Regions from separate parts of the Homo sapiens genome. Here region 1 is linked to region 2. The links are chromatin contacts, found by Hi-C in ENCODE. All regions are on one chromosome and are shown on one strand. The core of a region is the stretch at or near the end of the contact, and the rest is flanking DNA. Distances in the headings are between cores, read along the strand shown. Region 1 holds the start of ARMC8 (armadillo repeat containing 8). Region 2 holds the start of RYK (receptor like tyrosine kinase).

Evidence for each region. Hi-C counts contacts between places; a loop is a spot of excess contacts on that map. Pooled maps may share reads with other maps.
Region 1: a map of naive thymus-derived CD4-positive, alpha-beta T cell shows a loop between it and region 2 (21-fold over the local background). The contact joins the promoter of ARMC8 here to the promoter of RYK in region 2. A Hi-C loop is called at or near these places in 3 of 168 maps with a recorded cell type or tissue (CD4-positive, alpha-beta T cell, CD8-positive, alpha-beta T cell and naive thymus-derived CD4-positive, alpha-beta T cell) and 6 of 50 pooled maps.

The regions. Positions count from the first base shown.
Region 1 is chr3:138,185,794-138,190,764 of GRCh38, reverse strand. It overlaps ARMC8 (armadillo repeat containing 8), which reads right to left and starts at 3,464. Exons shown (of 22, transcript NM_001363941.2): 1 at 3,166-3,464. The coding sequence starts at 3,210.
Region 2 is chr3:134,247,880-134,253,282 of GRCh38, reverse strand. RYK (receptor like tyrosine kinase) reads left to right here and starts at 2,424. Exons shown (of 15, transcript NM_002958.4): 1 at 2,424-2,860. The coding sequence starts at 2,629. RefSeq lists a silencer at 2,250-3,069 and an enhancer at 2,405-3,183.

The sequences.
Region 1 (4,971 bases), core at 2,215-4,714, 3.9 Mb before region 2:
AATGGCAGAAGCTCAAAGTAGATGTACAGAATATATATATACAAAGTTAAAATTCATATGTACAAATGAGTAAGAAGAATAAGATTTACTGGAGTTTGGAAGAATTCTGTATCACTCTAACCTGAGAAAGCCGGTTTATACAGGATAGCAGGTTCATGTAGAAGATAAAGAATCTCGGCCGGGTGCAGTGGCTCACACCTGTAATCCCAGCACTTTGGGAGGCCAAGGTGGGTGGATCACTTGAGGTCAGGAGTTTGAGACCAGCCTGGCCAACATGGTGAGACTCTGTCTCTACTAAAAATACAAAAAAATTAGCCAGGCATGGTAGTGGATGCCTGTAATCCCAGCTACTCAGGAGACTGAGGCAGGAGAATCGCTTGAACCCCGGAGGCGGTGGTTGCAGTGAGTCGAGATTGCGCCACTGCACTCCAGTCTGGGCAACAAGAGCAAAACTCCATCTCAAAAAAAAAAAAAAAAAAAAAAGATAAGAAAATAAAGAATCTCAACTCTGAAGCTGAATATAAACTTGGGCCTTTGGGCAAAACAAATTCAATCAAGAAAAGAAACCGAGGAGCGGCTGTAGGAAGAGTTCTTTAGGAAAATTTAAGTAGACATGGACTTGCACTGAGAGTGTAAGACATTAAAGACAGTAAAAATAATTAAAAGGACGCTGTGGTAGTGCAGGCACAAAACAACAAAGTCCTGAATGAGGGTGGTCATGGGAAGAGAAAGATATAAGAAACACTAAGAATAAAGAAGCAACAGAGCTTAACAACTGGTAGATACAGGGGGATGAAAGGAGGAAGAATCAGAGATTATTCAGGAGGTTTAACAGTTACTTATCAGTGAAAGATAACACCATTAACAGAAATTGGGAACTCATAACTAATTCCCCTTAGGAGAAGGAATGTGCTTTATTGGAAGCGATGGGTGTCATCCACACAATTTAAGATGTAAGACTAGATGTAGAAGAAAGTCAAGGTTGGCAATGCAGATGTGTGAACTGATCAGTTAAGGGTACAGGAAAATCAATGAGATTTCCCAAGGAGAAGGTATAAAGAGACTCAAATGGAAATCCTTTAAAACAACTTGAATGCCTCCTTGCTGAAATTATGTTTATCAAATTATAGCGTCACCCAGACTATGAGCTCCTGAAACGCATTTCTGATCTCATCCTTGCATTCTCTAACGTATACAATACAGAGCTTGTACGTAACTGGTACATTGTAGCTTATTAAAGGAATCAACCATTCAAGATAATTTCTGATGAATGTTTCCTGTTCTAGTTTGCATTTCAAAACATGGTGCTCTGGGTAGTACTTTGAAAGGTACAGGTTTCACTTTAAATTAGTAAAATCAGTGAATTGAAACATTTTAAATCATTTATCCAAAAGCTCCTACTTCCCCAAGGCTCTAGGAGTGAAGATCTGATAGACCAGACTTTGGGACTACGGAAATCCTTTTTTTTTAATTAAAGAAAAAAAAAAGCCCCTAATGAGACTAGGGCTAAAGGCAAATCCTAAATAGAAGTATTAATAGAAAATACTCTTCAAGAAGTTTTTGAATAAAATAAGCAGAAAATATTATTTACCAAGGAAGTGAAACAAATGAAAACTTTCAATCATATGCATTATACAAGTTGACAACATCCAAAAAGTAAACTTCAGGTGAACTGAAGGATAAATGAAATCTAAATGAATAATTAAAGGAGAACTGAGAACAGCCAAGACACATACTATTTTTTTTTAACATAATGAGGTAAAAGTCATTGGCCTGCACTCCCACAGAATATTCCTGGGTATTACAGTCAGTGATGGAGTAACAGGCTAATCTGATCTAATACTTAGGTAAACAGTATTTCCTTAGTTGCAGTTTAAAAATAAGAAAAAATGACTGCTAAAATGGATCAGGGGAAAAATCTGTTGACAGCCTCACAAAATTATTATTGTATTGACAACTTAAGCCTTTTCAAGGTTGAGGTCTGCCACACTGCTCTAACCCTGAATCATAAGCAAATGTCCTAGGTGTTTTCAGATAGGTGAGTTTGTTTGTGGGACAAGTCAGAGAAGAGAAAAGAAACCGGTTGTAGTTACAAGACTCTAGGAACCCGACAAGTCATTTATAATCCAACTACCCTCTCAGTATCAGACTGGCTTCCACAAGTCTAAAAGATGGTCAATCAGTATTTGCCTGCTTGTTTCCAACAATAGCAAATGAACCATTGGTAAACTGACCATTCTCAGAGTCGGACAGCTCGAATTTGTTGCAAAATCCTTCGAAGTTATCTCCCAGTAACTTTCATTCCTGGTCCTGGTTCAAGAGCAACATAGTGAAAGGTGAAAGTCGTCTTTTTCTTTAAAAAAACTTTTTTTAAAAAAAAAAAAAACAGGTTTTACTTCCTGGCATGTCAATACGTTCCCTTCTTTCAACAATGGGGAAATAAATCTCACCCCCTTTTCCCCCCTTCAATGTTTGACTCCCCTTAAAGAAAAACGGAATACCAGGCACAGGGAACATAGAGTTCCTCTGACTCAGAGCCGCGACCTCTGAGCAGAGCGGAGGAAAGGGGCTTAAAAAACCACACACACTAGGAAGAGTTGCAGCTGATACGAATCACCATTGCCAAAAAGCAAACTGCTTCAGCCGGTGCCCAGGTGCTGGGACGCGATAGAAGCCGCACAGACTTGGCCTGGCAGCTCTGAGGAAATGGGGGCCAAGGAGCCTGCACCTCTTCTTGCCAAAGCCCGGGAGAGCTGAGTGGGCGCTCGTTCTCAGGCCGGCTGCAAGCCCGGCGCTTCACAAGGCAGAGCGTTCGGCCCCCGGGAAGCGGCATCGCTAAAAGGAAGGCTCAGTGAAACGCTTGGCAAAGTCCAAGCCGCGCCGCCCAGCCAGTTGTCTATAAGCCCAGCCACCCCGCCTGCCAGACGCCATCCTGGGAACCCGCACCGGCGGGAGCTCCCGGAGTTGGAAACGTCTTTGGCTCGGCCGCGGTCCCCTCTGCCCGTCTATCCCGCCTCTCCACCCTCGCTCACTCCCTGGCCCGAGACTGAGCCGGGGTCCACCCCAGGGGGTGGTGCCCAGGAGGCACACCACGCTTGGGGGAATGGTGGAGACCGGGATGAGGCTTCCTGGAGGGCGGGCGGGCGGCCGCGGCGGGTCACTCACCGAAAGGACGCTCATGCGGATTGGGGTCTCCAACAAGCACGCCATCTTGAGCCTTCCCACCCGGCTGCTGCAGGCGCCGGCGCGGGGGCCGGCACTTTCGACAGCCAACTATTGGCCAACGCTAGGCACCGCTCCCTAAAGGCAGCCAGATAGACGAGAACTGGCCACGCTCTGGACACCGCTCAAGTACCGGAAAGGCCCGCAGAAAGAAGGGCAAAAGGGAATGGCGTCAGGGGCTGTCCTACGAATCGTTCTCTCAGAAACAGCAGCTACTCTGAGCCTGGGTTAGAGGTGGAAGCGGGCAGCGGTTTCCGCATGCGCAAAGAAGATCTGCCGGCCCCACCTGCCGCTCGCGGTGGGCGGGGCCCCAGAGGCGGAGTCTCGCCCTGACGCTACGAGTTTTACGGACTGATAAATTGCAGTTTATGGATTCCAGTATTCATATTTGGAAAAAGTAGTACGTGGAGCCACATACATAGTTTGAAGTTCACTTTCATATTCATTCTCTCTCTCTGCACCAAACTCCCGGCGTCGTTATCTCCATTTTATAGGTGGGGAAATTGCGATCCCAGAACCTTTGCCAACCGTAAGAGTGATTGTTTCACGATCCGATACAGATACGTGACTTGCCTTAGCGTTGTGTGCCGGCCCCGTTTATTCTGGTGTAGTGTTAAGAATAGCCAGAATGCTTGGGTTTCTTCCTAGCTACTTGATTTATCAGCTGCTTTACCCTGGGCAAGTTATCTAACCTTCTGTTTGAGTTTCCTCATCTATAAAATAAAGGTTAATGAGGATAGAGGAGTCAACAAACGTGAAGCTCTCAGAAAAAACCTAGAACATAGAAAGCGTTATACAATATGTGTTAACATTTCTCCAGCTTCTGAGTTAAGTGGGGAAAATGGGGGCAAATATCTAAATATTTCGCACTAAAACACTCTCATAACCGAAGCTAAATAAAAGTATGCTTTCAATTATACTTGATTAATTCAGCTGTCCTACTACTTTGTGTGTGTGTGTGTGTGTGTGTGCAACACTGCCCTTGACTTGGTTGGATAAGTTTCACCTTCGTACTGCTTGCAACCAGTAAGGTTTTCACAGTATGGTTGCAATTGGCCTGTTAACATTACTTGTATTCCTTCCATTTCTATAGCCACACCCTAATTCAGGCTCTTGTAACCTCTCCCCTGGACTACAGCAATAGCCTTCCAACTGGTCTTGTAGCTGGTAGCCTCTCCCGCACTCTGCTCCTCACTGTTTTCCTGTCTTCCTCCTGTACTTGGTTTCCAAATTTAGTGTAGCATTTACCACCCCTGCTTATGGGTCTGTGTTCCTTAACAAACTGTTGAATTCCTGGAAGGCAGGAATTTTATTTTAGGTAGTCCTTCTGCTATAATACTATTTCTGAAACTTGGGTAATCTGTACACCACCTACACAATCTTTGCCAATCTGCACCTAGGTATTATTATTCATTCAATATTTTTATTTAAAGCCAATTTCAACTCATTAAAAATTTTTGGCTTTATCCTAAACCATAATACTCTGTGAAATCAAGTTTGTTGTGCTCCTTATTTTTATTCTAGTACACATTAACTACAAAAAGTTTAAATGTCCATCCATGGACCACCTAAAATCACATCATGTACTGCATACTGCAATGGGGCAGAACATAACCCTAATACATAGTATATAGAGTCATTATAACTGTATTTGATCCACACTCCATCCATTAGCTCAAGCAATACATCCTCCAGGAATTGTCTCCCCCAGGCATGGGTTAGATACCCTTTCCCCCATGCCTTCATACT
Region 2 (5,403 bases), core at 1,175-3,674:
GTTGGGCCCCAGCCCTGGAGCTGCTACCTGTTAGTATGGGCAGTGTCCAAGGAATTTACATTACAAGTTCCCAGGTGATGATACTGCTGGTCTGGGGGCCACACTTTGAGAACTTGTCTTTGTAGAATTTATGAAAACATTTGTTTATCAAAGTTCTCAAGGAAGCACATTGCTCGCTCCTGTGTCCCCAGTGCCTAGCGTGATGCCTGGCACGAGTCTTCATCGAGCTCAGGCTCTGGGCCAGGCTCAGTGCTATTGAATGAGGTTCATGAGGGTCCCAGGTTTGAACTGTTTGGAGGTAACTGGTGATGAAACTTTCACAGGAAGTGGTCATTAAAGGGAAAGGATTCCTTGTAATTACAATAACAACAGGTGTGACACCTACCCAGCGTCTGCCTAGATGTTTTACTTGTATCCCTCTCCAATTAAATCCTGTAAAAGCCCTGGGAGTCGGGCATTATCCCGGGATTTTTATGAATGAGAGAACCAAGGCTTGGAGAGTTTAATTTTCCCAAGACCACAGGATTAACAAGTACCAGAACCCAGCCAGGCCTGAGTGGGAGCTCTCTGCTGTTTACATCATAGGCCGCCTGAAGAAGTCACTGACAAGACCTAGTAATTAAAGAACCTCGAGAAGCTAGGAGTTTCATTCTTTGAGGACTGTGAGCTTTTTTAAAAGTGCAAAGAATATGCCATCCTTTAAAAAAATGCTTCCCATCTGAATTGAGATTCCTGTTCACACAACATGTTTTGAGCCTCCAGCCCTTCCTGGCAGAACCCTGGTAGCAGTGGCTGTCCCAACAGAAGTATTTTTGCTGACTTTTGTGGCTTAAAAGCCTTCTCTGATGGAGCACTTTTCCTCCCCTCTTCCTCTTCTCAGCCTCCTCCGGCAGGATGAAGGGTGTAAGATTTTGTGCTGAGGCGCTGAAGCTTGACAAATTGAGGCCAGCCTATCTCTAAATGGAATCCGTGTATCTTGCTAGGGAGGGAGAAAATCAAGTTCCAGCACTTCCCTCCTTATCAGCCTCTCCTTTTCCCTACCCTTCCCTGAGGATAAAAATAACCGCTTCCCAGGGCCTCACTGCGATGGAGCAACTGTGCCCCGAAGCCAGGCCTAGCTGTCAGAGCAGCTGCTCCCCGAGGCACGGCCCCGCGAGAGCCTTGGGGTCAGGACGGGGGCCTGTCCGCAGGGACGAGGTGTCCCAGGACAGGGCAGGGGCCCTTGGAGCCTCACCAAGAGAGGGGGCACTGGTGCAAGTTTGACCGCGATGGTGGGCGGCTCACAAAAATACATCAGGAGGCCCGGAAGTCCATGCACTGGCTGGCTCCACCGCCTTTAAGTACACGAGGTCTATCTGCAGTTCTTAACCTCTTTGAGGGCACAAGGACTCCCTAGAACAAATGATGACATACCACCTCTCTGTGTGCAATCAAGCATACACACAACACACAGAAACATGGACGTGGACACAAATACGCACGGAGACACATACACTTTTGCACACAGTTTCATATTATTGGAAGGCTGTCGAAGCCTGGTATGGACCACAGATTAACAACCCCAAAGGCAGGTTGATTATAGTGATGCAGAACGATTATAAAAAAAATAACAATTTGGCAGGGCGCGGTGGCTTACACCTGTAATCCCAGCACTTTGGGAGGCCGAGGTCAGTTGATCACGTGAGGTCAGGAGTTCGAGACCAACCCGGCCAACATGGTGAAACCCCGTCTCTACTAAAAATACAAAAAAATTAGTCGGGCATGGTTGCGGGCGCCTGTAATCCCAGCTACTCGGGAGGCTGAGGCAGGAGAATGGCTTGAACCTAGGAGGCAGAGGTTGCAGTGAGCCGAGATCGTGCCAGTGCACTCCAGCTTGGGTGACGGAGCAAGACTTCGTCTCAAAATAAATAAATAAAAATATAAAAATAAATAAAATTTTGTAACGTAAAAATAGGGTTAGTAAAGCGTGCTAAGATCTTTCTGGAAAACAAATATATGTAGTATAAATTCTAATAATAGATACGGAAACGATAAAGTTGATCACCGATGGTAAGATAAAGGATGATTTCTATTTATTTGAGTTTTCCCACTAAACAGGAAAGCATGCTGCTTTTTCGCAACCAGAACGGCCGCATCCAGGCGTTTCCGGGGACCTGGGGCGCCCACTGAGCTGCAGGCGCGGCCGGTGGCTCCAGCCTGGCCCGTCCGTCGGGAAAGGAGGGTTACAGACAATAGACAAGCAAACATTAGACGCAGTGACCGCGTGGGGCGGGGACCGGCTCTTGCGGAGAGGGTGACCCGAGCCCTTCGCCCGCCGAGGCACTTTAAAACCCCAGCGCGTTGCCCAGGCCGGCCCGCCCAGAGCGAAAGGTGCGTGCGCGCTCCCGGGGAGGCGGCGGCGCGCACGGGCGCGTCCCGCGGGCAGCCCCCAACTCCGGACGATGCAGCGAGGAGGCGGCGGCGGCGGCGCGCTCCGGAGGTCTGAAGCCACTGCTGGCTGCCACGGGCCGGCGGTGCGATGAGCTGGGCAGCCGCCCCCGGCTCGGGGCTGTGAGCGGCTCGGGGCCGGGGGTGGGCGGCGGTGCGGCGGGCGGCCGACGCTCCTCTTCGGCGGCGGCGGCGGCGGCCATGCGTGGGGCGGCGCGGCTGGGGCGGCCGGGCCGGAGTTGCCTCCCGGGGGCCCGCGGCCTGAGGGCCCCGCCGCCGCCGCCGCTGCTGCTTCTGCTTGCGCTGTTGCCGCTGCTGCCCGCGCCTGGCGCTGCCGCCGCCCCCGCCCCGCGGCCCCCGGAGCTGCAGTCGGCTTCCGCGGGGCCCAGCGTGAGTCTCTACCTGAGCGAGGACGAGGTGCGCCGGCTGATCGGTGAGTGGGGCCGCCGAGGCCGGGGCGGGCAGGTCGGGCCGGCTGGGGCAGCTTCCGGCCGCCGGCGGATCAGTCTGCGAGCCGTGGACCTCGGGCGAGTACCCTCCCCGCCCCCCGCGCCCGGATTCGCCTCGCGGCCCGGTCTCTGCCTGCCGTGCTGGCTGGGAGGTGTGGTCCCTGCCCGGTCCCCAGCTCTGGGTCAGCCTTCGTGCCGCCCTCGCTGCCCCGCCGCGATAGACCCAGATTCACCCCATCCCATCCTCCTCACTGCCTCCTTAGCCCTTCTCCCTAGAAGAGTCAGTCACCCTTACAACTTTTTTTCCTTGCTGCACGAAGTTTTTTTGACGCTTTCTATGTGTGTCACTCTAGGGCCCTCGATTTTGAATATCTCGAAATTCACGTTTTAGACTGAACTTGCAAACCCTTTGCTGTGGTTTTGATGCTCCAGTAGAGGCCACGCTCTGTGCTTACCCTTTTACAAAAAAAAAAAAAAAAAAAAAAAAAACGAGAGAGAAAGAAGGGGAGGTTATAAGGGCACCAAATGTTCGTGGCAGCCTCCAACTCTTGGGACGTAGATTTGGAGCATATGCTTAGATTCTAAGCATATTTTTAGTGAATGAATCGCCAGGTAGCAGACCTTTTTAGTTTCAATACCTTTTTGGTTTTTGCATTGGGTGTGTTGGGAGTTTGGACTGACTCTGTACTTCTGGGCCACTCTCCTACTTTTGAGTATCTTGAAGGGAAACAAGAACTTAGTCTTGGGTCGGTTTGTGGTTCCATTTACTTGCTTAGCTTTGTTGTTTGGGGAATTAATTTGAAAAATTGCTGGGGTCTTATGTTAGGACTTTGTGGATTCTGGAAATGACCCCTTAGAGGAAGATCTGACAGGAACGACCCCCCAAAAAGGAAGTCCTTGGTACCTAGACGTTTGCATTCTTTTGTTATTATGGCAGTATCTTTATTTCATCTGAAGGTGGTGCTTCTGAGTGTTTGAGGGGAAAAATTATTCTCTATTGCATCCATTATTTGTCAGTATTCTATTTTTTTTTAAGTAATAAGACTTTGTTGAGGTGTGTTGAGATTGACTCAGTGTAGAAATGGAATTACTGAAAGCAGACTCTTTAGACATTACATGTACGGATTTGCAGTTTTTAGCCAAAGAAGAATGCTCTTTTTATGAAGTCGTGCTCATTCTTAATCCTTCTTAGTCTAGCTGAGTTAGCTGAATGTAGTTTAGCTGAATTAAAACTCTACTTGGGGTAGTACTTGGAACACAAGACTAAGATTTAGGAAAAATAATACAAGACGACTCATATCACATTAATTTTAGAAATATTAACGTATTATGCATGGTTTTGTAAAGGCTTTTTGGTTAAAAGCACTTATATAGCTTGTGACTTTGTTTACATGGGTAAACAAAGTCAGAGGTGTAGGTAGGAGACAGAAGACAACCAGGGACTGACATTGAATTCCTGCCATATACCTGCCCCTACATGCTTTATACACATAATTTCTTCTAATTTTCTCGGGGCCCAGTGAGGTAGGTGGCATTATGCCTATTGTAGAGATGAGGAAAGTGGGGTTTTAAAGTAACTTGCTCAAGGTCACACAGTTAATTTTTTTTTAGACGGAGTCTCGCTCTTGTCACCCAGGCTGGAGTGCAGTGGCGTGATCTCGGCTCACTGCAATCTCTGCTTCCTGGGTTCAGGTGATTCACCTGCCTCAGCCTCCCAAGTAGCGACCACTTCTGGCTATTTTTTGTATTTTTAGTAGAGACAGGGTTTCACCATGTTGGTCAGGCTGGTCTTGAACTCCTGAGCTCGTGATCTGCCCGCCTCGGCCTCCCAAAGTGCTGGGATTACAGGTGTGAGCCACCGCACCTGGCCTAGTTCATATTTTTGAAAAAAATGAAACAGTGTTGACATAGGCTGCAAAGTTTTATCGAATGAAATGAAGATTTTGTCTGTAGAAGTTTGATTATGTCATGGTGGAAAATAAATCATTGCTAATTAGCACTTGAGTTATATATTTGTTACCTTATTCAAAGGTTGGCCTGGAACTAATTTTCTTAGCAGTATTTGCAGCAGAGGAAGCTCCTGTTTGATGAGCATCCAATTTATGCCCAGAAATGCTGTTGCTGGGAGGGTAGGAAGCATTGTTTCAATTAACTCCCTTGTCTATCCCCGGGGGCGAGAGAGACTTCTAGTAGTATTTTCTCTAGTGCAAATAGGGTTGACCTGTTACAGAGGATCTCTAGTCACTCCATCCTGCCAGATTCAGGTTCGTTGTTTCCATCCCTTCCCATCTCCCTCATACATTCTACCTTTAAAATAATTCCTTGGCTCCTCCAGGTAGGGAAGAGCCAAGTGGGTAGGACTGAGATGTGTACTGAGATGTGTACAAGGCACTCCGAATTCTCAGAATGCAGTCTCTCACAGAAGCTGTTATGGTACTTAAGGCTTCTTGGAATAGTAGCTTTGCACCGTATTTTAGAATCACTACAGATTTTGTGCCTTCTGAACGCTGGCATAGGAAACGAACCA